Linked DNA regions of Homo sapiens: all the other regions are linked to region 1. A link is a loop called in an ENCODE intact Hi-C map of the cell type or tissue named here. Cell type or tissue: HCT116. All regions are shown on one strand.

Region 1 (8,000 bases):
GCTCCACAGTCTTTTTCTATGTGTGTGTGTGTGTTTTGGTTTGGTTTTTTTTAGACAGAGTTTCGCTCTTGTTGTCCAGGCTGGAGTGCAGTGGCACGATCTCGACTCACTGCAATCTCTGCCTCCCGGTTTCAAGCAATTCTCCTGCCTCAGCCTCCCAAGTAGCTGAGATTACAGGTGCTCACCATCACACCCAGATAATTTTTTGTATTTTTAGTGGAGACGGGGTTTCACCATGTTGGCCAGGCTGGTCTCTAACTCCTGACCTCAGGTGATCTGCCCACCTTGGCCTCCCAAAGTGCTGGCATTACAGGTGTGAGCCACCACGCCCGGCCTCTGTGTGTGTGTTTTAATAGCAATGGGGTCTTGCTATGTTGCCCAGGCTGGTCTCAAACTCCTACACTCAAGCAATCCACCTGCCTCAGCCTCCCAAAGTGTTGGGATTACAGGTGTGAGCCACTACGCCCGGCCTGTACGTTTTTCATTTCAAAACATTTTTAACTTTAAAAAAAAGTACTATTTACACATGGTTCATATTTCAGAAAGTTGTAAGAGGTAAGCCAGGAAAAAGCCTCCCATATATGGGCCCTCCAGCCTAGAAGTCCCCAATTATTACTGTGATACTTCTCTAGAAATAATCCGCATATGGATAAAGATGCTTGTTCTAACCCAAGTTTTATGACAAACAGTGGCAGACTGTGTTGCTTAACTCACCGTTTTGTGTGTGTGTGTGTGTGTGTGTGTGTGTGTGTGTGTGTGTGTGTGTGTGTGTTTGAGACGAAGTCTCGCTGTGTCACCCAGGCTGGAGTGCAGTGGCGCGATCTTGGCTCACTGCAAGCTCCGCCTCCCGGGTTCACGCCATTCTCCTGCCTCAGCCTCCTGAGTAGCTGAGACTACAGGCGCCGCCACCACGCCCGGCTAATTTTTCTTTTGTATTTTTAGTAGAGACGGGGTTTCACCGTGTTAGTCAGGATGGTCTCGATCTCCTGACCTCGTGATCTGCCTGCCTCGGACTCCCAAAGTGCTGGGATTACAGGCTTGAGCCACCGTGCCAGGCCTTTTTTTTTTTTTTTTTTTTGAGGCGGAGTCTTGCTCTTTCACCCAGGCTGGAGTGCAGTGGCACAATCTCAGCTCCCTGCAACCTCCGCCTCCCGGGTTTAAGCGATTCTCCTGCCTCAGCCTCCCAAGTAGCTGGGATTACAAGCATGCACCACCATGCCCGGCTAATTTTGTATTTTTAGTAGAGACAGGGTTTCACCATTTTGGCCAGGCTGGTCTTGAACTCCCGACTTCAGGTGATCTGCCCGCCTCAGCCTCCCAAAGTGCTGGGATTACAGACATAAGTCACTGTGCCCAGCTTTTTTTTTTAAGAGATGGGGTCTCACTGTGTTGCCCAAACTGGTCTCTAACTCTTAGGCTCAAGCAATTCTCACACCTCAGCTCAGCCTCCCAAGTAGCTGGGACTACAGGCATGCACACCACGCCTGGCCTGCTTTTACCACTTAAAAATTCACTCCTGGCCAGGCACAGTGACCCATGCCTGTAATGCCAACATTTTGGAAGGCTGAGGCAGATATGTTAGATGTTTGACCAGCCTGGGCAACACAGCAGGACCCCTTCTCTCTCTCCTTTTTTTTTTTTTTGCCTTGTTTTGTTTTTGAGACAGAGTCTCACTCTGTTGCCCGGGCTGGAGTGGTGTGTCGCGATCTCAACTGACTGCAACCTCCACCTCCCAGGCTCAAGTCATTCTCCTGTCTCAGCCTCCTGAGTAGCTGGGATTACAGGTGTGTGTGCCACCACGTCTGGCTAATTTTTGTGTTTTTAGTATAGACAGGGTTTCACCATGTTGGCCAGGCTGGTCTGGAACTCCTGACTTCAAGTGATATGCCTGCCTCAACTTCCCAAAGTGCTGGGATTACAGGCATGAGCCATCGCTCCTGGCTAGCAAGATCCCTTCTATACAAAAAATTTAAAAATCAGCAAAGCCAGGCGCGGTGGCTCACACCTGTAATCCCAACACTTTGGAAGGCTGAGGCGGGCAGATCACCTGAGGTCAGGAATTCAAGACCAGCCTGGCCAACATGGTGAAACACTGTCTCTACTAAAAATACAAAAAATTAGCCAGGCGTGCACCAGCACACCTGTAATCCCAACTACCTGGGAGGCTGAGGCAGGAGAATTGCTTGAACCCAAGAGATGGAGATTGCAGTGAGCTGAGATTGTGCACACTGCACTCCAGCCTGGGCAACAGAGCAAGTCTCCATCTCAAAAAAACAAAACAAAACAAAACAAAAACAAAGTATTACCAACCCCCTTTTTAAACAAGACATAAAAACATGCAGATTTTGGAACTCTGTAAAGACAATGCATCTATGATTCTACAATTATAAGCTTTGGATATTGTGGAATTCTAAGAGTCTAAGATGGTTCTTCTGATTCTAGGTTTATAAGAGTGTAAAAATAGTAAATATGAATATCTGTAACTTCCAATGCTTTAGAACAGCTGTTGGCAAATGTTTTCTGTAAAGGGACAGATAGCAAATGTGTTTGGCTTGATACAAACACTTGAATCTGTCGCTGCAGTGCCAAACAGCCACAGATGACAGGCACATCAATGGGCATGGCTCTGTGCCAATAAAACTTTATTTACTGGCACTGATATGTGACTGTCATACAATTTTCACATGTGGTGAAATTTTATTTTTCTTTAGATTTTTTTCTAACCCTTTAATAATGTAAAAACCAGTGATAACCCATCTCTCTCTCTTGTTTTTTTTTTTTTTTTTTTTAGACAGTCTTTCTCTGTTGCCTAGGCTGGAGTGCAGTGGCATGATCATGGCTCACTGCAGCCTCGACCTCCCATGCTCAAGTGATCCTCCCACCTCAGCCTCCTGAGTAGCTGGGACTACCGGCATGTGCCATCATGCCTGGGTAGTTTTGGGTGTTTTTTTTTTTTTGGTAAAGATGGGGTCTCCCTATGTTGCCCAGGCTGGTCTCAAACTCCTGTAGGATCCTGGGCTCCAGCCATCCTCCTGCCTCAGCCTCCCAAAGTGCTGGGATTATAGGCATGAGTCACTACGCCAGGCCCAAACATTTTTTAAAAATTAGCCAGGCATGGTGGCGTGCAACGTAGTCCCAGCTATTCTGTGGGGGCTGAGGCAGGAGGTTCGCTTGAGCCCAAGTGTTTGAGGCTGCAGGGAGCTCTGATCACGCCACTGCATGTGGGTGACAGAGTGAGACCCTGTCTCTTAAAAACAAACAAGCAGAAAAAAAAAAAACCCTTCTTAGCTGTACAAACATTGGTGGGGGGTGGGCGGGATTTGGCCCGTGGGCCACAGTGTGCTAACTCCTGGTCTGGAATTTTGCAAGTTTGAAATTCAACAACGCTCAGGTCCGTAAGACCCTGGGCTTGACGTTGTGGAATTAACGGAATTCTCGGAGGCGGACATCCGCAGGTTATAAAGCCCCAGAAGATCTGGGGTCCTGTGAGCTGCCGGTGTTCCACACCCACCCAGCCGCTGGGCGGCGCCCACGACACACACCTTCTTGTGGGTCTTGAGCTGTTCCTCGCCGTAGCGGAGAACGTCCTTGATGAGATCCTGTAACTTCCGTGTCAGTTCCAGGTGGCACAGCGCCAGCTTGTCCGAGGAGACGCGGAAGACCTCCCAGAGCGGGGCGAAGGTCCTGGGGGCGGGCAAGGTCACACCCAGGGTTCATCAGGCTCACCCCACCCCGGGACAGCGCTGGCACTGGCTCAGGTATGTGCTGCACGCTGAGCCCTGCTAAACATGAATGAATACTAATTCATATAATCTCCATGGCAGCTGTAAGAGGCGGGCCTGTGACAGATGGGGAAACTGAGGCATAGGGAGCTCTATAGCTCCTCCCAAGGCCCCTCAACAAATCAACATTAGAGCTGGAATTTAAACGCAGGCCCTGGTAATCCCAGCACTTTGGGAGACCGAGTCGAGCAGGTCACTTGAGGTCAGGAGTTCCAGACCAGCCTGAGCAACATGGTGAAACCCCCGTCTGTACTTAAAATACAAAAATTAGCTGGGTGTGGCAGAAGAATCGCTTGAACCCGGGAGGTGGAGCTTGCAGCGAGCCGAGATCACACCACTGCACTCCAGCCTGGGTGACACAGCGAGACTCCATCTCAAAAAAAAAAAAAAAAATGGTTCACGCCTGTAATCCCAGCACTTTGGGAGGCTGAGGTGGGCAGATCACAAGGTCAGGAGATTGAGAGAGCATCCTGGCTAACATGGTGAAACCCCGTCTCTACTAAAAATACAAAAAATTAGCCGGGCGTGGTGGTGGGCACCTGTAGTCCCAGCTACTCGGGAGGCTGAGGCAGGAGAATGGCGTGAACCCAGGAGGCGGAGCTTGCAGTGAGCCAAGATCGCGCCACTGCACTCCAGCCTGGGCGACAGAGTGAGACTCTGTCTCAAAAAAAAAAAAAAAAAAAAAAAAGAGTGACTAAGACACCACATGCCCCAATCGAGTCAATTTGGCCTGCCCCACTCAGCAGAAGCCCCATCCAGCCTCCCTCCACCTTCTCCTCCTGCTGCCTCCACTTCTGCCTGCCCCACAGAACTTTTGCCTCATAGCAGCCACAAAGAAAACTGCAAATGCCATCGGGGGACCACATTATGTGTTTTGTTTTTATTTTTGTTTTTTTTTGAGGCATGGTCTGGCTCTGTCACCCAGGCTGAAGTGCAGTGGTACAATCATGGCTCACTGCAGCCTCCATCACCTGGGTTCAAGCCATCCTCCTGCCTCAGCCTCCTAAATAGCTGGGACTGCAGGCACATGCCACCATGCCCGGCTAATTTTTGCATTTTTAGTAGAGACAGGGGTTTCTCCATGTTGCCCAGGCTGGTCTCGAACTTTTGGCCTCAAGTGATCCTCCCACCTCAGCTTCCCAAAATGCTGGGATTAAAGGCTTGAGCCACCGCGCCCGGGCACAAGGTTCATGCAAAGTCATTTGTGTGTCAGGCCCCTGAGGCCTCACCCTGCCATCTCCCCTCCTACTTCCTTTCCACGTTGCCCAAGCCCTGCAGCCAGGCCAGCCTCCTCACTCTTCCGTAAACATGCCACGCCTGTCAACTCAGGGCCTTCGCACTGGCTGAGCCACTTGCCCGGGTCTCTGTCCCTCAGACATCCCCATGGCCTGCCCCTTTCTATTAAGGTCTCAGTTCAGGGAGGTCGGGCCCACCCCAGAGAAAGTGCCCGATCTCTCACACTCCTATCTCATTCCCTTCCCAGCACTTTTTTTTTTTTTTTTTTCAAAACAGAGTTTTCGCTCTTATTGCCCAGGCTGGAGTGCAGTGGCACAATCTCGGCTCACTGCAACCTCCGCCTCCTGGGTTCAAGCGATTCTCCTGACTCAGCCTCCTGAGTAGCTGGGATTACAGGCACCCGCCACCACACTCGACTAATTTTGTATTTTTAGTAGAGAGGAGTTTCACCATGTTGCCCAGGCTGGTCTTGAACTCCTGACCTCCGGTGATCCGCCCACTTCAGCCTCCCAAAGTGCTGGGAGTACAGGCATGAGCCACCGCACCTGGCCCCCTTCCCAGCACTTTTCACCTCAGAAAAAAAATGTTTTTGTTTGTATTTAACATCTCTCTTCTCACACAGCCCAGATGTACATTGCATGAAGGTGGCTGGGGTTTTATCTGTCTGGGTTGCTGCTGGTGCTTGGCACACAGAAGGCACTCAAAAAATATTTGTGGAATGAATGAATGAGCTAGTGTGTGAATGAATGATATACATCCCTCTATCCAAATAGCCCCATAATCGAGGTGGATGACACTCTATTCTACATGCACCGAGTGTGAAGAGATGTCCACCAAGGAGGAGGCTCCCAATGTCCCCATGTTGGTGACCCCTACCCCACTCACCCCATGGGGGTCCCGTTGCTGGCCAGCTTGGAGAGTTTCGCCATCGCCTTCGAGTAGGTCTCCTCGATGGTGGCCCTGGGGAGGAGAATGAGGTAAAGATGGAGAAACTGCCCGGGCGCAGTGGTTCACGCCTGTAATCCCAGCACTCTGGGAGGCCGAGGCGGACGGATCACCTGAGGTTAGGAGTTCAAGACCAGCCTGGCCAACTTGGTGAAACCCTGTCTCTACTAAAAATACAAAAATTAGCCAGGTGTGGTGGTGCATGCCTGTAATTCCCAGCTACTGGGGAAGTTGAGGCATGAAAATCGCTTGAACCTAGGAGGTGGAGGTTGCGGTGAGCTGAGATCGTGCCACTGCACTCCAGCTTGGGTGACAAAGCAAGACTCCATCGCAAAAAAAAAAAAAGATGAAGAAGCTTTCAGACACCCTTGAGAGAGGCACTGCTCCTCTGGGCCTCAGTTTCCCCATCTCAAACACCTTAGCAGTGGCTTTCCATAATGGGGGGATGACACAACACTCTGAGGGATGTTTTGAAAATTCATAGAAGATTTTTTCTTACGTAATATATTTTATTAACAACAGTAGTAGGCTGGGCATGGTGACTCATGCCTGTAATCCCAGCACTTTGGGAGGCCGAGGCAGGAGGATCACTGGAACCCAGGGGTTCGAGACCACCCTGGGCAATATAATGAGACTCCTTCTCTACAAAAAAAATTTTTTTTAACTTAGATAGGTGTGGTGGTGCATGCCTGTAGTCCCAGCTACTCAGGATCCTGAGGTGGGAGGATCGCTTGGGCCCGGTAGGTCGAGGCTGCAGTGAGCTATGATCAGATCACCCTGGGCAACAAAGTGAGACTCTGTCTCCAAAAAGAAAAAAAAAAAAAAAGGCAGAGTGCAGTGGCTTACATCTGTAATTCCACCACTTTTGGAGGCTGAGGCGGGCGGATCGCCTGAGGTCAGGAGTTTGAGACCCGCCTGGCCAACATAGTGAAACCTCGTCTCTACTAAAAATAAAAAAATTAGCCAGACGTGGTGGCAGGCACCTGTAGTCTCAGCTACTTGGGAGGCTGAGGCAGGAGAATTGCTGGAACCCGGGAGGCAGAGGTTACAGTGAGCCGAGACTGCACCATTGCACTCTAGCCTGGGCAACAAGAGCAAAACTCTGTTTAAAAAAAAAAAAAAAAAAAAAAGCCAGATGTGGTGGTACATGCCTATAGTCCCAGCTACTCGGGAGCTGAGGTAGGAGGATCTCTTGAACTCAGGAGTTCGAGGCTGCAGTGAGCTATGATTGGGTCACTGCACTCTAGCCTGGGCAACAAAGCAAGATCTTGTCTCCAAAAAAAAAAATTCCAACCTTGAGTAGGTTATATCATCCTCTTTTGAGGAGGGGAGCTTTCGAAATCAGGTGATTGTTGTTTAAAAGGAGATATGGGCCTGACCGGGTTGAGAATCGGTCATTTCCAGGATTTTCGAGCCCCTCTGGTTCCTGGAATCCCCAGGGTTCTAGCCCCTGACCATGCAGGGCGTAGCCATTAGGTGGGCGTGACTACAGGATGGTGGGCGTGGCCTCTGGTGGATGGGGCTTGGGGACCTCACCTCTCCCGGATGAAGTCCGCCAGCTCCTTGGTGGAGATGGGCCCCTGCTTCACGCTGTGGTACAGGACCTCAAAGCCATGATTTTTCTCGCCCTGCAGGGGATGGGAATAGAGATTGAGAAAGGATGGAGAGAACATCATAGTTGCTTAGCAACGGGGGCGTGGCCAAGGAGCAGAAGTCCATCCCCTTGGCTGTAGGGACTTGTTCGGGCCTGAGCGAATCAGCTTGCTGCATTTCCCCTGGGCCATAGGGATTGTCTATGGACCTTAAATTTGTCCAATCAGAGAGAAGCCTGGGATTTTCTTTTTGTCCTATAGTTGCTGGGGAGGAATCTCATTTGTTCTGTGTCTTTGTCTCCTTCTGTCTTTGTGTCTCTGTCTTTCTCTCCGTTTTTCTGAGTCTCTCTGCCGTTTCTGTCTCAGTCTCCTCCCCTTTTCTCTTTGTGTCTTTCCATAAATGAGGAATTATGTGGCCACAGGGGATACTGGAAGTCAAATGGAA
Region 2 (8,000 bases), 270 kb after region 1:
CACACATTTTGTGGAGCTCCTGCTTGGCTCATTGAAGCCCTAAGACAGGTGGGCTTTCATGATCCCATTTTCTGGATGACAAAACTGAGGCTCAACATCACCCAGGTGAACTGGCTCCAGATCCAGTGCTTCCTCCTGGGCTGCCATGAGCAGTTGTCCAGGTTGTGCACTGCCCAAAGGCATGTGTACTTCTAAGCCCCTTTTGGCTGAGCTCCCTCAGGACCATGCCTCAGGACCACCCCCTGCAACCCCAGCTTGCCTGGAACAGCCACCCCATAGACGGCCACGTCTGTCTGGCCCAGCAGGCGGCTCAGCACGCCCTCCACCTCGGTGGTGGAGACGTTCTCCCCTCGCCAGCGGAAGGTGTCCCCGCTACGGTCCCGGAAGTACATGTAGCCCAGCTCATCCATCACTAGCACGTCACCTGGCAGAGGGGAGAGGGGCAGATGGGTGGAGGATCCCCATCCGCACAGCCAGTCACCGGGGCCTAGCAGGCTGCGCACCTGAGAGGTAGGCGCTGTCGCCCTTGCTGAAGACGCTGTGGGCGATCTTCTTGCTGGTGGCGCTCTCGCTGACATAGCCATCGAAGCGGCGCAGCGGGTCCTGTTGGTTGATCTGACCCACAAGGAGGCCAGGCTCCCCTAGGGAGAAGGCCATGTTCAGGCTGCGCTAGGCAGGCAGGGCGTGGGGACCCCTGCTCCGGGTGGGGACCATGCGGGGGCCCTGCTCACCGGCCTGGCAGGGGATGCAGAGGCCCTGGGCATCCCGCAGCAGCTCCATTGTGTCCTCATTGACCTTCACCAGCCGGATGGGGTACACGTGGGGCAGGATGCGGCTGTTGAAACCACAGGAGCCGACCTGGAATGGGGTGAACTGAGTTGGAAGGAGCCGGGGATATGCGGGGTCCTTCTCAGTAACACTTTGCCTGCCTTGCCCTGGGGCTTGGACCTAGCACCTCCAGTGTCATTCTAAGCTCTGTGACCTTGGCTGATCTGCAAAAGCAGGGTAGTAAGCGTCGCCTCCAACTCAGGGCCCCTCCTCCCACCTTCCCAGCCTGCATTCAGTCAAGAGAAGACCTCTGGCTGGCACCCACTTCCTGATCCACAAAACCCTCCATGCTGGCAGGAAGTAGATGCCTCTGTGTGGACACTACAGCTACGTCAGACACTGCAGAGCTTCACCTGCTGCCCGCCGCCCTGCTTGGCATGGTTCTATGAACAGAAATGCTTCTCCAACATGTTTGAGCCACTACACCCTGTCTGGTGTGTTTCTTTCTGCTTTTCCCCCTTCCTCCGTTCCTCCCTTCCTTCCTTCCTTCCTTTTTTTATAGAGTCTTACTCTGTCGCCTAGGCTGGAATGCAGTGGCGCAATCTTCGCTCACTGTAACCTCTGCCTCCCACGTTCAAGTGGTTCTTATGCCTCAGCCTCCTGAGTCTGGGATTACAGGCGCATGCCACTGAGCCCAAACAATTTTTTTTTTTTTTGTATTTTTAGTAGAGATGGGGTTTTGCCATGTTGGCCAGACTGGTCTCGAACTCGTGACCTCAAGTGATCCACCCACCTCAGCCTCCCAAAGTGCTGGGATTACAGGCGTGTGTGGGTGGCAAGCTACCCAGGTGCCGAGGCAAGAGACCGAGGGCACGAGCCATTCCAGTATAATAAAATATATAAAACAACAAGAGTTATACTAGATCTAGATCATAGACATGATTATATATGAATATCATTAGTCATCAGTTTGTAGCAATTACTCTTTATTCCAGTATTATAATAATCCTCGCTCTGTAATCATAACCTAGAAAAAACCGGGCCATAGAGAGATAGGAGCTGAGGGGACACAGTGAGTAGTGACCAGAAGACAAGAGTGCGAGCCTTCTGTTATGCCCGGACAGGGCCACCAGAGGGTTCCTTGGTCTAGCGGTGACGCCAGCGTCTGGGAAGTCTAGTCTAGCGGTAGCCTTAGTGTCAAGGAAAAACACCTGCTACTTAGTGGACCGGGAAAGGGAGTCTCCCTTTCCCCCGGGGAGTTTAGAGAAGACTCTACTCCTCCACCTCTTGTGGAGGGCCTGACATCAGTCAGGCTTGCCCACAGTTATCCGGAGGCCTAACCGTCTCCCTGTGATGCTGTGCTTCAGTGGTCATGCTCCTAGTCCGCCTTCATGTTCCATCCTGTACACCTGGCTCTGCCTTCTAGATAACAGTAGCAAAATTAGTGAAAGTACTAAAAGTCTCTGATATGCAGAAATAATGGCATAAGCTGTCTTTCTCTCTCTCTCCCTCTCTCTGCCTCTGCCTCGGCTGCCAGGCAGGGAAGGGCCCCCTGTCCAGTGGACGCATGACCCACGTGACCTTACCTATCATTGGAGATGACTCACACTCTTTACCCTGCCCCTTTTGCTTTGTATCCAGTAAATAACAGTGCAGCCAGACATTCGGGGCCTCTACCGGTCTCCGCCTCTTGGTGGTAGTGGTCCCCCGGGCCCAGCTGTCTTTTCTTTCATCTCTTTGTCTTGTGTCTTTATTTCTACAATCTCTCGTCTCCGCACACAGGGAGAAAAACCCACCGACCCTGTGGGGCTGGACCCTACAGGCGTGAGCCACCGTGCCTGGCCTGGTGTGTTTCCTATGCAAGAATCTGAGCTACAGTGAGCAAAAGTGCCCTGGGGGCTGGCCATCCAACACCAAGCACACTGAGGAAGGAGCATTGTTCTTGGCATTAAGGACCCAGCCCCCATGGCACTTGCTGTTTTTTTTTTTCCTTTTTAGAGACACAGAGTCTCACTCTGTTGCCCAGGCTGGAGTCCAGTGGTGTAATCATAGCTCACTGCAGCCTCGATCTCGTGAGCTCACGTGATCCTCCCGCCTCAGCCTCCTTAGTAGCATTGACTACAGGCACCTGCCACCATGCCTGGCTAATTTTTTATTTTCTGTAGAAAAGGGGGTCTCACTACATTGGCTATGCTGGTCTCAAACTCCTGGGCTCAAGTGATCCTCCTGCCTCAGCCTCCCAAAGTGTTAGGATTACAGGTGTGAGCCACTGTGCCCAGCCGACATTTGCTTTATGATCATTATTACGGTCTGTTCTTGGCCTTGGATGGGAGGGGCTTGGGAAAGGAGAGGGAGATTCATGCAAGCGGAGAATGGAGATGATTAAGAGAGTAAGTAGTTGCTAATTATGAAGGTATCTGTTTGCTGCTACTTGGGAGGCTGAGGCAGGAGGATTGCTTGAGCTCAGGAACTGAAAGCTACAGTGAGCTATGATCACGTGGCTGCACTCCAGCCTGGGCGACAGAGCGAGACTCTGTCTCAAACAACAACAACAAAATAACAGCACGGTACACAGAGCCCTATTCTCCTTGCTAATCTCCACACGCAGAAACTGAGGCTCAGAAAGGCTGAGGCACTTGCCAGGGCGCACAGCCATACCTATCCTCCAACTCTCCTGACCCAAGGACCACAGTCACATGACTATCTGTGCAGGCTGCAGGATTGTCCCTCTGGTGGTGCACCGGGAGTCCCAGGAACTCCCCTTACACCCCGCCCTGCGTGCGCCTTGGCGGAGCCTTCCGCGCCAGTCCAGGCTGTTTTATGTATCCCAGGGGCCCCAGGAAGAGGAGACAGTGGTCTTCCCTGAACTCCGAGACCTGCCCCGGGGCCCTGCCGGTGTGCACCTTGCCGTCCATGTTGGCAATGCTGCAGTTGCACTCGGTGGCGCCGTAGAACTCCCCGATTTGGCGTACGCCGAAGCGCTCCGTGAACTCCTCCCAGATGGCAGGACGCAGCCCGTTCCCCACCGCCAGGCGCACGCGGTGTCGCCTCTCCGCCTCGCGCACCGGCTGCTTCAGCAGGTAGCGGCAGATCTCCCCGATGTACTGAACCACCTGGGGGACGGGGTGAGGAAGTGGGTGATGGGACCGGCAGGCGGTGGGGAGCCCGGATCAGAGGAGAGACCCCGAGACCGCCCCACCCAGGGAGCTAATCCTATGAGCGGAACAGCCTAAGGATGATGATGGCTGCAGAATCGTCCACACTCCATTAGGGACCACATTGACTCCTAGGACTCGTTCAGTCTCTTGCAAAGGGTCTAGGATGCAGCTTTTTTTGTTGTTTTTTGGTTGGGGGTCTCCCTGTGCCGCCCAGGCTGGAGTGCAGTGGCATGATCACAGCTCACTGCAGCCTCTAACTCCTGGGTTCAAGTGATCTTCCAGCCTTAGCCTCCCGAGTAGCTGGGACTACAGATTTTTTTGTAGAGATGGGGGATCTCGCTCTGTTGCCCAGGCTGGTCTTGAACTCCTGGCCTCAAGCAATCCTCCTGCCTCAGCCTCCCAAAGTGTGAGATTCCAGGTGTGAGCCACTTGTGCCTGGCCGGATGCAACTTCTATCCAAGCAGATGCAGTGTCTTTCCTCCTCCCCCTACCCGCACCCCTTCGTGGTCCCTCGATTCTGCCAAGCAGCTTCCTGGAGATACCACATCCCTGTCTGAGCCTCAGCAGGCACACAGGGCAGGACTAGCAGGAGAGCTGGCACCCCGCAGGGCAACCCTCAGCCTGGAGCCTACACTGTCACCCAGAGCCCCCTGGCTGAGCCTGGGCTGGCCGGAGCGTCACCCCTGGGCAGACCACTCCCAGGTGCACCCACTAGGCTGCGCTGCGTCTGGACTGAGCCCCAGGTGCCCACGGAGCCACCTGCTCATGGGCTCCCCCTGCAGGACATCTTCCCTCCCTGCCACACATTCTCAAGCCCCGCAAGAGCTTCCTGGGGTCATCCACCAGGTGCCCCACGGTGCCTTTAAGAGTTCTCATCTCCAGTTGGGCTTCGGAATGACTCCCCCCCCGCCACTTTACAGATGGAGAAACCGAGGCTCACAGATGGTAAGGAACTGGAACGAGATCACAGAGCTGGGAAGTGGCAGAATTTGATTTGAACCCAGGCATCCCGGCCCCAGAGTGGGAATAAAACAGTTGCATGCCAGGGATTACCCACCAGATGGATCATAACAGCTGCAAATGTGCTCGGGGCTTCCCGCTCACACACAGGATGAAACCCACATTTCTTCCTGTGGCCAACTGGATCTGGCCCTGCCGCCCCTGCTGCCTCCTCTCCCTCCATCTCCGCTGAACACTCTGCCTCCTCAGGGACTTTGCACATGCTAGCCTTTTGCCTGAAGCAGTCTTCCCCCAGATGCATTTGCCTGAACTCTTCAGTCTCAGCTCAAACGTCACTGAGAGGCATCCCCTGTGCCCCCAGCTGTGCCCCTGAGAAGGTACTGACTAAATAGCTGATGACTAAACCAATATGATCAGCAGACACCACCGCCATGCTCTGAGCTGAGCTTGGAGATGAAGGCACTGAGGCCCAGAGAGGAAATGCAGTGCACCCAAGATCACTGGCTGCTGACCAACAGCAGGTCCCTAAGGGGGAGGGTCCTCTCCCTCCATTCTCAGACTTGGGCCACTGCCTTAGGTGTGGTACAGCCCACACCATCTCTAGGAGAGAACCTGGCCAATCAGCCCAGCCCCTCCTCAGCCAATATGACTGGCTTAAGAATGGGCACGGCCAGGCGGGGTGGCTCAAGCCTGTAATCCCAGCACTTTGGGAGGCCAAAGCAGGTGGATCACGAGGTCAGGAGATCGAGACCATCCTGGCTAACATGGTGAAACCCCGTCTCTACTAAAAAATACAAAAAATTAGCCGGGCGTGGTGGCACACTCCTGTAATCCCAGCTACTCGGGAGGCTGAGGCAGGAGAATGGCGTAAACCCGGGAGGCGGAGCTTGCAGTGGGCCGAGATCGCGCCACTGCACTCCAGCCTGGGCGACAGAGCGAGACTCCATCTCAAAAAAAAAAAAAAAATGGGCACATGGCTGGGCGCGGTGGCTCATGCCTGTAATCCCAGCACTTTGGGGGGCCGAGGTGGGCAGATCACTTCAGGTCAGAAGTTCGAGACCAGCCTAGCCAATGTAGTAATACCTCATCTCTACAAAAATACAAGAAAATTTTGCCAGACCTGGTGGCATGTGCCTGTAATCCCAGCTACTTGGGAGGCTGAGGCAGGAGAATCTCTTGAACCCGAGAGGCAGAGGTTGCAGTAAGCCAAGATCGCTCTATTGTACTCCAGCCTGGGGACAAGAGTGAGACTCCGCCTCAGAAAAAAAAAAAAGGCAAGGATTTTTACAGACAAGCTAGCAGGGAGGCTGTATCTGATCTAAATAGACCGTGAAAAACCGGTGAGGACCAGATGTGCCATCCGCATAGGGCGCAAATCTCTGGCAGCCCCCAACCCAATCTCTTATTATGCAGGTGAGTAGCTACTCTACGTTGCCTATTTTTTTTTTTTTTGGAAACAAAAAATCCTCGGTAGAACTTCCCTTCTAACAAAAAGCAGCCCAAGAAATCACTTATTTTCTAACAAAGAACAGCCTGGAAGATTGGGCTGCAAACACAAATAAGGAAGCTGGAAGCTTGCAGCAGGGGATGCCAGCAGCTGCACCGATAAAAAGGGCTACCTGTGGCCGGGCACGGTAGCTCACGCCTGTAATCTCAGCACTTTCGGAGGCCAAGGTGGGTGGATCACCTGAGGTCAGGAGTTCGAGACCAGCCTGGCCAACATGGTGAAACCCCATCTCTACTAAAAATACAAAATTAGCCAGGCGTGGTGGCACACACCTGTAATCCCAGCTATTCAGGAGCCTGAGGCAGGAGAATCACCTGAACCCAGGAGGTGGAGGTTGCAGTGAACTGAGATCGCACCACTGCACTCTGGCCTGGGCAACAGAGTGAGACTCCGTCTCAAAAAGAAAAAGAAAAAGAAAAAGGCCAGGCACGGTGGCTCACGCCTGTAATCCCAGCACTTTGGGAGGCCGAGGTGGGCAGATCATGAGGTCAGGAGATCGAGACCATCCTGGCTAACACCGTGAAACCCTGTCTGTACTAAAAAATACAAAAAAAAAATTAGCCAGGTGTGGTGGCGGGCGCCTGTAGTCCCAGCTACTCAGGAGGCTGAGGCAGGAGAATGGTGGGAACCCAGGAGGTGGAGCTTGCAGTGAGCCAAGATTGCGCCACTGCACTCCAGCCTGGGAGACAGAGCGAGACTCCGTCTCAAAAAAAAAAAAAAAAGAAACAGCTACCTGGGGCTGGGCATGTCCACCCTGGGGGCTCCACCATCCCTTTTTTGTTAGCACGTGTACAGTAAGAAAGAAATAAGCAACAAAAGCCGGCTGCTGTGGCTCATGGCTGTAATCCCAGCAGTTTGGGAGGCTGGGGCAGGCAGATCACCTGAGGTCAGAAGTTTGAGACCAGCCTGGCCAACATGGTGAAACCCCGTCTCTACTAAAAATACAAAAAATTAGCTAGGCTTGGTGGTAGACCCCTGTAATCCCAGCTACTCAGGAGGCTGAGGGAGGGGAATCACTTGAACCCAGGAGAAGGAGGTTGCAGTGAGCCGAGATCACACTACTCCATTCCAGCCTGGGAGATGCAGCGAGACTGTGTCTCAAAAAAAAAAAAAAGTAAGGTTCTAGATTATAGCCTGCTGCCCCCATGAGAATGGCTAGACTGCAACTGCTGCTACAGATAAAATAGCAGTGAGCAGTTTCTCATGAGATGTAATTTCTGAACCCAAATAAATGTATGCTCTTGTTTTCTCCTTGTGTCCTTATTAAACATCACCTTTAGAGATTCTGTCCTGTTTTTTTTTTTTTTTTTTTTTTGAGATGGAGTTGTGCTCTCTCACCCAGTCTGGAGTGCAGTGGCGCGATCTCGGCTCACTGCAACCTCCACTTCCCGGGTTCAAACGATTCTCCTGCCTCAGCCTCCCGGGTAGCTGGGACTACAGGTGCCCGCCACCATGCATGGCTAATTGTTTTTGTAGAGATGGGGTTTCACCATGTTGGCCAGGCTGGTCTTGAACTCCTGACCTGAGGTGATCCACCTGCCTCGACTTCCCAAAGTGCTGGGATTACAGGCGTGAGCCGCCGCGCCCGGCCCTGTCCTCTATTTTTC
Region 3 (8,000 bases), 330 kb after region 1:
TAAAAAAAAAAAAAAAAAAAAGCCCGTGGATGGCATCTGACTCCAGCAGGGACTCCACAAATGCTAGCTGTCATCAGAACACTTCTGATTCATCAGTTTTATAATTTGTTTGAACAAAAATTTTCATGGCCTGCGTGGTGTCTAAAGATAGCATTTTGGCCAGGCGCAGTGGCTCACGCCTGTAATCCCAGCACTTTGAGGGGCCGAGGCTGGTGGATCACCTGAGGTCAGGAGTTTGATACCAGCCTGGCCAACATGGTGAAACCCCATCTCTACTAAAAATACAAAAAAATTAGCCGGGCATGGTGGTGGGCGCCTATAATATCAGCCACTCAGGAGGCTGAGGCAGGGGAATCACTTGAACCAGGGGGCAGAGGTTGCAGTGAGCCAAGATCGTGCCACTGCACTCCAGCCTGGGCAACAAGGGCAAAACCCCGTCTCAAAAAAAAAAAAAAAAAAAAAAAAAAAGATAGCATTTTACAGGTTGGAATGAGTGAAAGCTGTTTTGGTTACAAATATCAATCTCCAGCTCAAAAATGGCTTGAGAAAAAAAAAAAAAAGGATACCCCAGATGCTGGAACGCATCACACTGTCCTTCCTTCCTGATTTGTAATAACTTTTCTTCAATCAACTTTCTTTCATCCATCCGGGCTGGTAAAGGAATGAAATCATTAAGTGTCTTTCAAGAGACTCCTAACGCCTTATATTTGGTTTTAATCTTGAAACAAATGTGTTGATGATGCTGCGGACTCAATGCTGAATCATATATAAGTCCCTGCCAGCCCTGTAAACAATCTGTTTTACAGGAAGAAAAAATATCCTACTGAATGAAAAACAGGATTTGCTATTACTGTTTTTTTTTCATAGTCCCACCACAGAAAATAGAAATTTAAAAAGATATTTAGGCCGGGCGCGGTGGCTCATGCCTATAATCCCAGCACTTTGGGAGGCCAAAGTGGGTGAATCACTTGAGGGTAGGAGTTCAAGACCAGCCTGGCCAATATGCTGAAACCGCCCCCCCACCCCACCATTAAAAATTCAAAAAAATTAGCTGGGCCTGGTGGCAGCTGCCTGTAATCCCAGCTACTCGGGAGACTGAGGTGGGAGAATCACTTGAACCTGAGAGGTGGAGGTTTCAGAGAGCCAAGATCGTGCAACTGCACTCCAGCCTGGGTGACAGACTGAAACTTCATCTCAATAAATAAATAAATAAATAAATAAATAAATGTTTAAAAAGATATATTAAAAAAATTTTTTTTGATGCGGAGTCTCGCTCTGTCGCCCAGGCTGGAGTGCAGTGGTGTGATCTCGGCTCACTGCAAGCTCCGCCTCCTGGGTTCATGCCACTCTTCTTCCTCAGCCTCCTGAGTAGCTGGGACTACAGGTGCCCACCACCACGCCCAGCTAATTTTTTGTATTTTTAGTAGAGACGGGGTTTCACCGTGTTAGCCAGGATGGTCTACGATCTCCTGACCTCAGGTGATCCACCAACCTCGGCCTCCCAAAGTGCTGGGATTACAGGCGTGAGCCACCACGCCCGGCCCTGAGCCACCACGCCAGGCCCTCAAAATATTTTTAATGAGATGTGAGCCTAAGGCTCACTGTGGGAATTTATATATGTGAAGTGCACGGAACACTGCATAACTTTTGTTGTTTGACTTAATGAAATGCTCCAGAAGTAGTTTTTTTTTTAAAAAAAGGAGAAGGGATGGATGACTTGTGCATCTGAAATTGTCAGGGGAAGTTGGCTTCAGGTGTGGCTGGATCCAGGCACTCAAATTAGGTTATCAGAAATGCCTCTCAGCCGGGTGTGGTTGCTCACACCTGTAATCCCAGCACTTTGGGAGGCCGAGGCGAGTGGATCACTTGAGGTGGAGTTTGAGACCAGCCTGGGCAACATGGTGAAACTCCATCTCTACTAAGTATACAAAAATTAGCCAAACATTGTGGCATACCCCTGTAATCCCAGCTACTCCAGAGGCTGAGGCAGGAGAATTGTTTGAACCTGGGAGGCAGAGGTTGCACTGAGCCAAGATCATGCCACTGCACTCCAGCCTGGGCGACAGAGTGAGATGCCATCTAAAAAAAAAAAAAAAAGAAAGAAAAGAAAGAAATTAGCCAGGCATGGTGGTTCATGCCTGTAGACCCAGCTACTCAGGAGGCTGAAGGCAGGAGGATCGCTTGAACCCAGGGGGCGGAGGTTGCAGTGAGCCGAGATTGTGCCATTGCACAGCCTGGGTGACAGAGTGAGACTCTGTCTCAAAAATGATGTTGTTGATAATAATAATAATAATAAAAGAAAAAAGAAACAGAAATGCTTGTCACTTCACCTGTTCATCTGCTGTTCCCTGAATGGGCTTCTCTCTGAGAAAGATGCCTCTATCTGTAAGCACTTTTGACACGATGCCTGGAGCCTTGAGTCTTTGCACAGGCCAACAGAAATATTAAAGACCTAGGGAATAAGATATCCTCATTCTAAAATACAAGAACAATTACAAAAGGAAAAAAAAGGTAACATTATGTCAGCCTCACTAAGCGTAAAATTGAGAATTCATTCACCTCCCATTTAGATTGTTTTTGAGGCTAGGTGACCTCATTCAGCAAGAATTCCCAAGCACATCCAACCAATCATCCATTCATCGCTAGCTAGAACTAAAAGAATAATTACAAAATCCCTTTCAAAATGTTTCCAGCCAAAAAAAAAAAAAAAGTCCTTGGCCTTGCTTTCACATGTGGGACATCATGCAGTGTGATATCTTCCAAAGCAATAGTACAGAGCCAGAGAACGCGTATAAACAGCCTGGAAAGTGCCAAAAAAAAAAGTCCCCCATGTGTTCTGGGCCCCTCTCCTACCAATACCCTAGACGCTGCAGGAAAATCTATCTGTCCCAGTAGCCCAGGCTAAAGTCTCAGGGCTGACTCTGATAGGCTGAGCTTGGGCCATGTAATATTCCTCCACCAATCACTAACATCAGGGGAAGCAATTAATGCTCTGATTGGCTGAGCTTGGTCCAATGAGGACATCATTGATGCCAAAGTGGCTTAGTGATCCCAAATCCACTCTGCAGTGTAGAGATAGGGACCAAACCAGGGATTCTCCACTGAGACTGATTCTGGCCTCAGAGGAACTTTTGTCACTGCCTGGAGACATTTTTGGTGGTCGCCACAGAGTTGAGGGTGGGATGCTACTGACATCTAGTGGGTAAAAGCTGCTAAACGTCCTACGATGCACCACCACTAAGAATGGTGCCAACTGTATGCTGGAGAGGCTGATGGAGGGCTAGCTAGCTCAGGTCCTCAAAGTCCCTTCTTTTTTTTTTTTTTTTTTCTCTGAGATGGAGTCTTGCTCTGTTGCCCAGGCTGAAGTGCAGTAGAGTGATCCCAGCTCACTGCAACCACCACCTCCCAGATTCAAGCGATTCTCCTCCCTCAGCCTCCCAAGTACCTGGGATTACAGGAGCCCACCAGCACGCCCAGCTAATTTTTGTATTTTTAGCAGAGACGGGGTTTCATCATGTTGGCCAGGCTGGTCTCAAACTCCTGGCCTCAAGTGATCCGCCCACTTCGGCCTCCCAAAGTGCTGGGGTTACTGGCGTGAGCCACCACGCCCGGTCCCTCAAGGTCCCTTCTTATTCACATTGGCTAACTGAGGCCAGAGAGGGGTTGTGAATCTCTCAATGCCCCCCAAGCCTGGGGCGTGGCAAACCTGTGGGCACCAGAGAGTAGAGAGCAGAGGCTGGCTCCTCCACCTTGACCCTCACCCCCACCCCAGGCAGAGACAGACAGAGATGCAGGACCCTGAGAGCTGAGTTGCTGGGGGTGTTTCTGGTTTTGTTTGTTTAGAGACAGGGTCTTGCTATGTAGCCCAGGCTGGACTTGAACTCCTGGCTCAAGCAATCCTCCTGCCTCAGTCTCCCAATCCATGTAGCTGGGACTACAGGTGTACACCACCATACCCAGTTAAGTTGCAGTTTCACTGTGGCAAAGTACACATAACAAAAACATTACCATTTTAGGCCGGACGCGGTGGCTCACGCCTGTAATCCCAGCACTTTGGGAGACCGAGGCGGGCAGATCACGAGGTCAGGAGATCGAGACCATCCTGGCTAACAAGGTGAAACCCCATCTCTACTAAAAATACAAAAATTAGCCGGGTGTGGTGGCGGGCGGCTGTAGTCCCAGCTACTCGGGAGGCTGAGGCAGGAGAATGGCGTGAACCCGGGAGGCAGAGCTTGCAGTGAGCCGAGATTGCGCCACTGCACTCCAGCCTGGGTGACAGAGCGAGATTCCATCTCAAAAAAAAAAAAAAAAAAAAAATACCATTTTAACCAGTGTATTTTATTTCCATTTTTTGAGACAGGGTCTCGCTGTGTCACCCAGGCTGGAGTGCAGTGGTGTGATCATAGCTCACTGCAGCCTCCATGTCCTAGGCTCAAGCAATTCTTCTGCCTCAGCCCCGCAGCTAGCTGGGACCGTAGGCAAGCACTGCCATTCCTCGATAGTTTCTTATTTTTTGTAGGGACTGGTCTCCCTATGTCACCTGAGCTGGCGTCGAACTCCTGGCCTCAAGCAACCTCTCACCTCGGCTTCCAAAAGTGCTGGGATTACAGGTGTGAGCCACCTCGCCCAGCCGTTACCCACTTTAAAGTGAACAGTTCAGTGGGATTGAGCACATTCACGGTCTTAGGCAACGATCGCTACTATCTGGTTCCAGAATATTTTCATCACCCAACAGGAAACCCTGTCTCCATTAGCAATCACTCCCCATTGCCCCTTCCTCATCCCTGGAAGCCACTAATCTACTGTCTGTCTCTATGGATTTGCTTGTATTTTTTTTTTTTTCTTTTTTCTCGAGACAGCGTCTTGCTCTGTTGCCCAGGGTAGAGGGTAGCGGCGCGATCTCGGCTCACTGCAATCTCCACCTCCCAGATTCAAGCGATTCTCCTGCCTCAGCCTCCCAAGTAGCTGGGATTACAGGCACGTGCCACCACACCTGGCTACTTTTTATATTTTTGGTAGAGACAGGGTTTCACCATGTTGGCCAGGCTGGTCTCCAACACCTGACTTCAGGTGATCCACCCACCTCGGCCTCCCAAAGTGCTGGGATTACAAGCATGAGCCACTGCGCCCGGCCAGGATTTGCCTGTTCTGGACATTTCAGATCAATGACACCTCACACTCTGTGGCTATTTGCATCTGGCTTCTCTCACTCAGAACGATGTTTTCCTGGTTCATCCACATTGTAGAATGGAGCGGTGCCTCATTCCTTACATGCTGCATCATATTCCCTCATATGGGTATTCCACCAACAGGGAGGCTTTTTTTTTTTTTTTGAGATGGAGTCTCGCTCTGTCACCCAGGCTGGAGTGCAGTGGCGTGATCTCGGCTCGCTGCAAGCTCCGCCTCCCAGGTTCACGCCATTCTCCTGCCTCAGCCTCCTGAATAGCTGGGACTGCAGGCGCCCGCCACCACGATCGGCTAATTTTTTGTATTTTTAGCAGAGATGAGGTTTCACCGTGTTAGCCAGGATGGTCTCGATCTCCTGACCTTGTGATCCGCCCACGTCGGCCTCCCAAAGTGCTGGGATTACAGGTGTGAGCCACCGTGCCCGGCAAGGGAGGCTTCTTAAGAGATAGAGCAGGTGTCGGGCGCAGTGGCTAATGCCTGTAATCCCAGCACTTTGGGAGGCCGAGGCAGGTGGATCACCTGAGGTCAGGAGTTCGAGACCAGCCTGACCAACATGGTGAAACCCCTGTCTCTACTAAAAATACAAAATTAGCCAGGCATGGTGGTGCATGCCTATAATCCCAGCTACTCAAGAGGCTGAGGCAGGAGAATTGCTTGAACCCGAGAGGCAGAGGTTGCAGTGAGCTGAGATTGTGCCACTGCACTCCAGCCTCGGCAACAAGAGCAAAACTCAGTCTCAAAAAAAAAAAAAAAAAAAGATAGAGCAGGTAGGTCCTGTTCCTCCCCAGCTCCAAAATCCCCCTACTCATTGCTCTTAGAAGAAAACCCGGTAGGACACAGTGGCTCACGCCTGTAATCCCAGCCCTCTTGGCAGGCCAAGGCTAGAGGACCACTTGCGCTCAGGAATTGGAGACCAGCCTGGGCAACAAGGCGAAACCCCGTTTCTACTAAAAATACAAAAATCAGGCTGGGCCCAGTGGCTCATGCCTGTAATCCCAGCAGTTTGGAAGGCCAAGGTGGGCGGATCACCTGAGGTCAGGAGTTCAAGACCAGCCTGGCCAACATAGTGAAACCCTGTCTCTACTAAAAATACAAAAATTAGCTGGCGTGGTGGTGGGTGCCTATAATCCCAGCTACTTGGGAGGCTGAGGCATGAGAATCGCTTGAACCCGGGAAGCAGAGGTTGCAGTGAACAGAGGTCACACCACTGTGCTCCAGCCTGGGTGACAGAGCAAGATTCTGTCTCAAAAAAAAAAAAAAAAAAAATTAGCCAGGCATGGTGGCATGCACCTGTAGTCCCACCTACTCAGGAGGCTGAGGTGGGAGAATCACCTGAGCCTGGGGAGGTTGAGGCAGCAGTGAGCTGTAGCCGAGCCACTGCCTTCCAACCTGGGTGACAGAGCAAGACCCTGTCTCAAAAAAAAAAAAAGAAGAACAAGAACAAGAACAAGAAGAAAAAGAAGAAGAAGGAGAAGAAGGAGAAGACCCACACCCCTTTCTGTGGCCCCCACCCTCATCTGGTCCCCAACATCCACTCCTTCCTTAACTCCTCCATCTCTCCCCCACCTCTCCACCTTTCTGCTCCAGCTACACAACCCATTTTTCTTTTTTCTTTTCTTTTTGTTCAGACTGAGTCTCACTCTGTCACCCAGGCTGGAGTGCAGTGGTGCGATCTCGGCTCACTGCAGCCTCCATCTCCCAGGCTCAAGCAATTCTCCTGCTTCAGCCTCCTGAGGAGCTGGGATTACAGGCGCCCGCCACGATGCCCAGCTAATTTTTGTATTTTTTGTAGAGACAGGGTTTTACCATGTTGCACAGGCTGGTTTCAAACTCCTGACCTCAAGTGATCCACCTGCCTCAGCCTCCCAAAGTGTTAGGATTATAGGCGTGAGCCACTGAGCCCGGCCAGAACCCGTTTTGCTTTTTTCTGAGCCTCGGACACTCTTGGGTGTTTCCACCTCAGGACCTCTGCACTTGCCATGTCCCTGCAGCTGTCATCCTCCTCAGCTCTCCCAAAAACTGCTGCTTCTTCCCCAGGGTCTCAGCTCAAATAGCTCCTCCTCAGGGAAGCCCTGGCCCACAGCTGCTGAAATTAGTCTCTTTCTGTTGTCTCCTTCGGAGGCAGCACTGTGCTTCAGAGCACAGACTCTGGAGCCCACCAGCCTGGGTTAAAATCCCACCTCTGTCACTTCCTGGCTGTGTGGCTTTGAGGAGTCCCCTAACCTCTCTGGGCCCCAGCTTTCTTCTCTGTAAAATGGATGTGATGATGATGCACGAGTGGGATGTGGGAGGATTAAATGCCTATTCTATGTGCCTGTCATGTGGCAGGGCTTTTCGTAATTTCTCCCTGTGTGCAAGAACTCCCTGAGGGCTTGGAGGGCAAATGTTTGTTGACTGAATAAATGAGAGTCGTTTCCTTCCCTAGCACTGTCCATCTATGCCTTGCTACTTTTCGAGATCGAGACAGGCGCAGCAGCTGCTTCCATCCTCGGCTCGGGCACCCTGGTTCTGGTGGCTGTGCTGACCCACACTCTCCTCCGGGCTGCCCGGGCTGCCCGCCGTGGGCTCCATGAGTTGTCCCCGCCATCCTTTGAAGACGACCTCGCCCGCCCTGCCGAAGTCTCCAAGGCCAGCCCCAGAGCTCAGCCTCAGCAGGGTATCCATCGTCGGACCCCCTATTCAACCTGTCCAGAGCCTGGGGACCCCTTTGGGTCCATGGCCACTGCCACAGCACCTGCAGCCCTGGAGGGAGGCTGGGAGAGCAGCCTGCCTGCATCCAGAATGCACCGGACACTGTCGGCTGGCCTGGGGCA

What was found. Peaks named below come from ENCODE experiments on the same cell type or tissue, not always from the same donor. Only the 100,000 strongest peaks of a DNase experiment are listed, where the experiment ranks them.
Region 2: it touches region 1 in a loop (5-fold over the local background); 4 of 110 quality-filtered maps call a loop at or near these places.
Region 3: it touches region 1 in a loop (5-fold over the local background); 17 of 110 quality-filtered maps call a loop at or near these places.

What each region holds. Positions count from the first base shown.
Region 1 is chr19:17,762,353-17,770,352 of GRCh38, reverse strand. FCHO1 (FCH and mu domain containing endocytic adaptor 1) reads right to left here. Exons shown (of 29, transcript NM_015122.3): 5 at 7,500-7,591; 6 at 5,904-5,978; 7 at 3,543-3,684. Among named protein-coding and RNA genes, the nearest start is that of FCHO1, 15 kb to the right of the region's middle. RefSeq lists an enhancer at 3,598-4,135. In HCT116, a CTCF peak has its summit at 3,521; DNase peaks (open chromatin) are centred at 3,552 and 7,730; H3K4me3 peaks cover 610 bases; H3K27ac peaks cover 1,135 bases.
Region 2 is chr19:17,493,136-17,501,135 of GRCh38, reverse strand. SLC27A1 (solute carrier family 27 member 1) reads right to left here. Exons shown (of 12, transcript NM_198580.3): 7 at 3,672-3,881; 8 at 732-858; 9 at 504-641; 10 at 260-424. All of the region lies in intron 1 of PGLS-DT (PGLS divergent transcript), which reads left to right. Among named protein-coding and RNA genes, the nearest start is that of PGLS, 15 kb to the left of the region's middle. RefSeq lists enhancers at 1-776, 777-1,645, 1,998-2,542. In HCT116, CTCF peaks have their summits at 4,498 and 4,710 (motif pointing left); a DNase peak (open chromatin) is centred at 4,695; H3K27ac peaks cover 875 bases.
Region 3 is chr19:17,436,540-17,444,539 of GRCh38, reverse strand. TMEM221 (transmembrane protein 221) reads left to right here. Exons shown (of 3, transcript NM_001190844.2): 3 at 7,613-8,000. Among named protein-coding and RNA genes, the nearest start is that of TMEM221, 8.1 kb to the left of the region's middle. RefSeq lists a silencer at 3,171-3,220. In HCT116, a CTCF peak has its summit at 3,189 (motif pointing left); no DNase peak of the experiment used is centred here.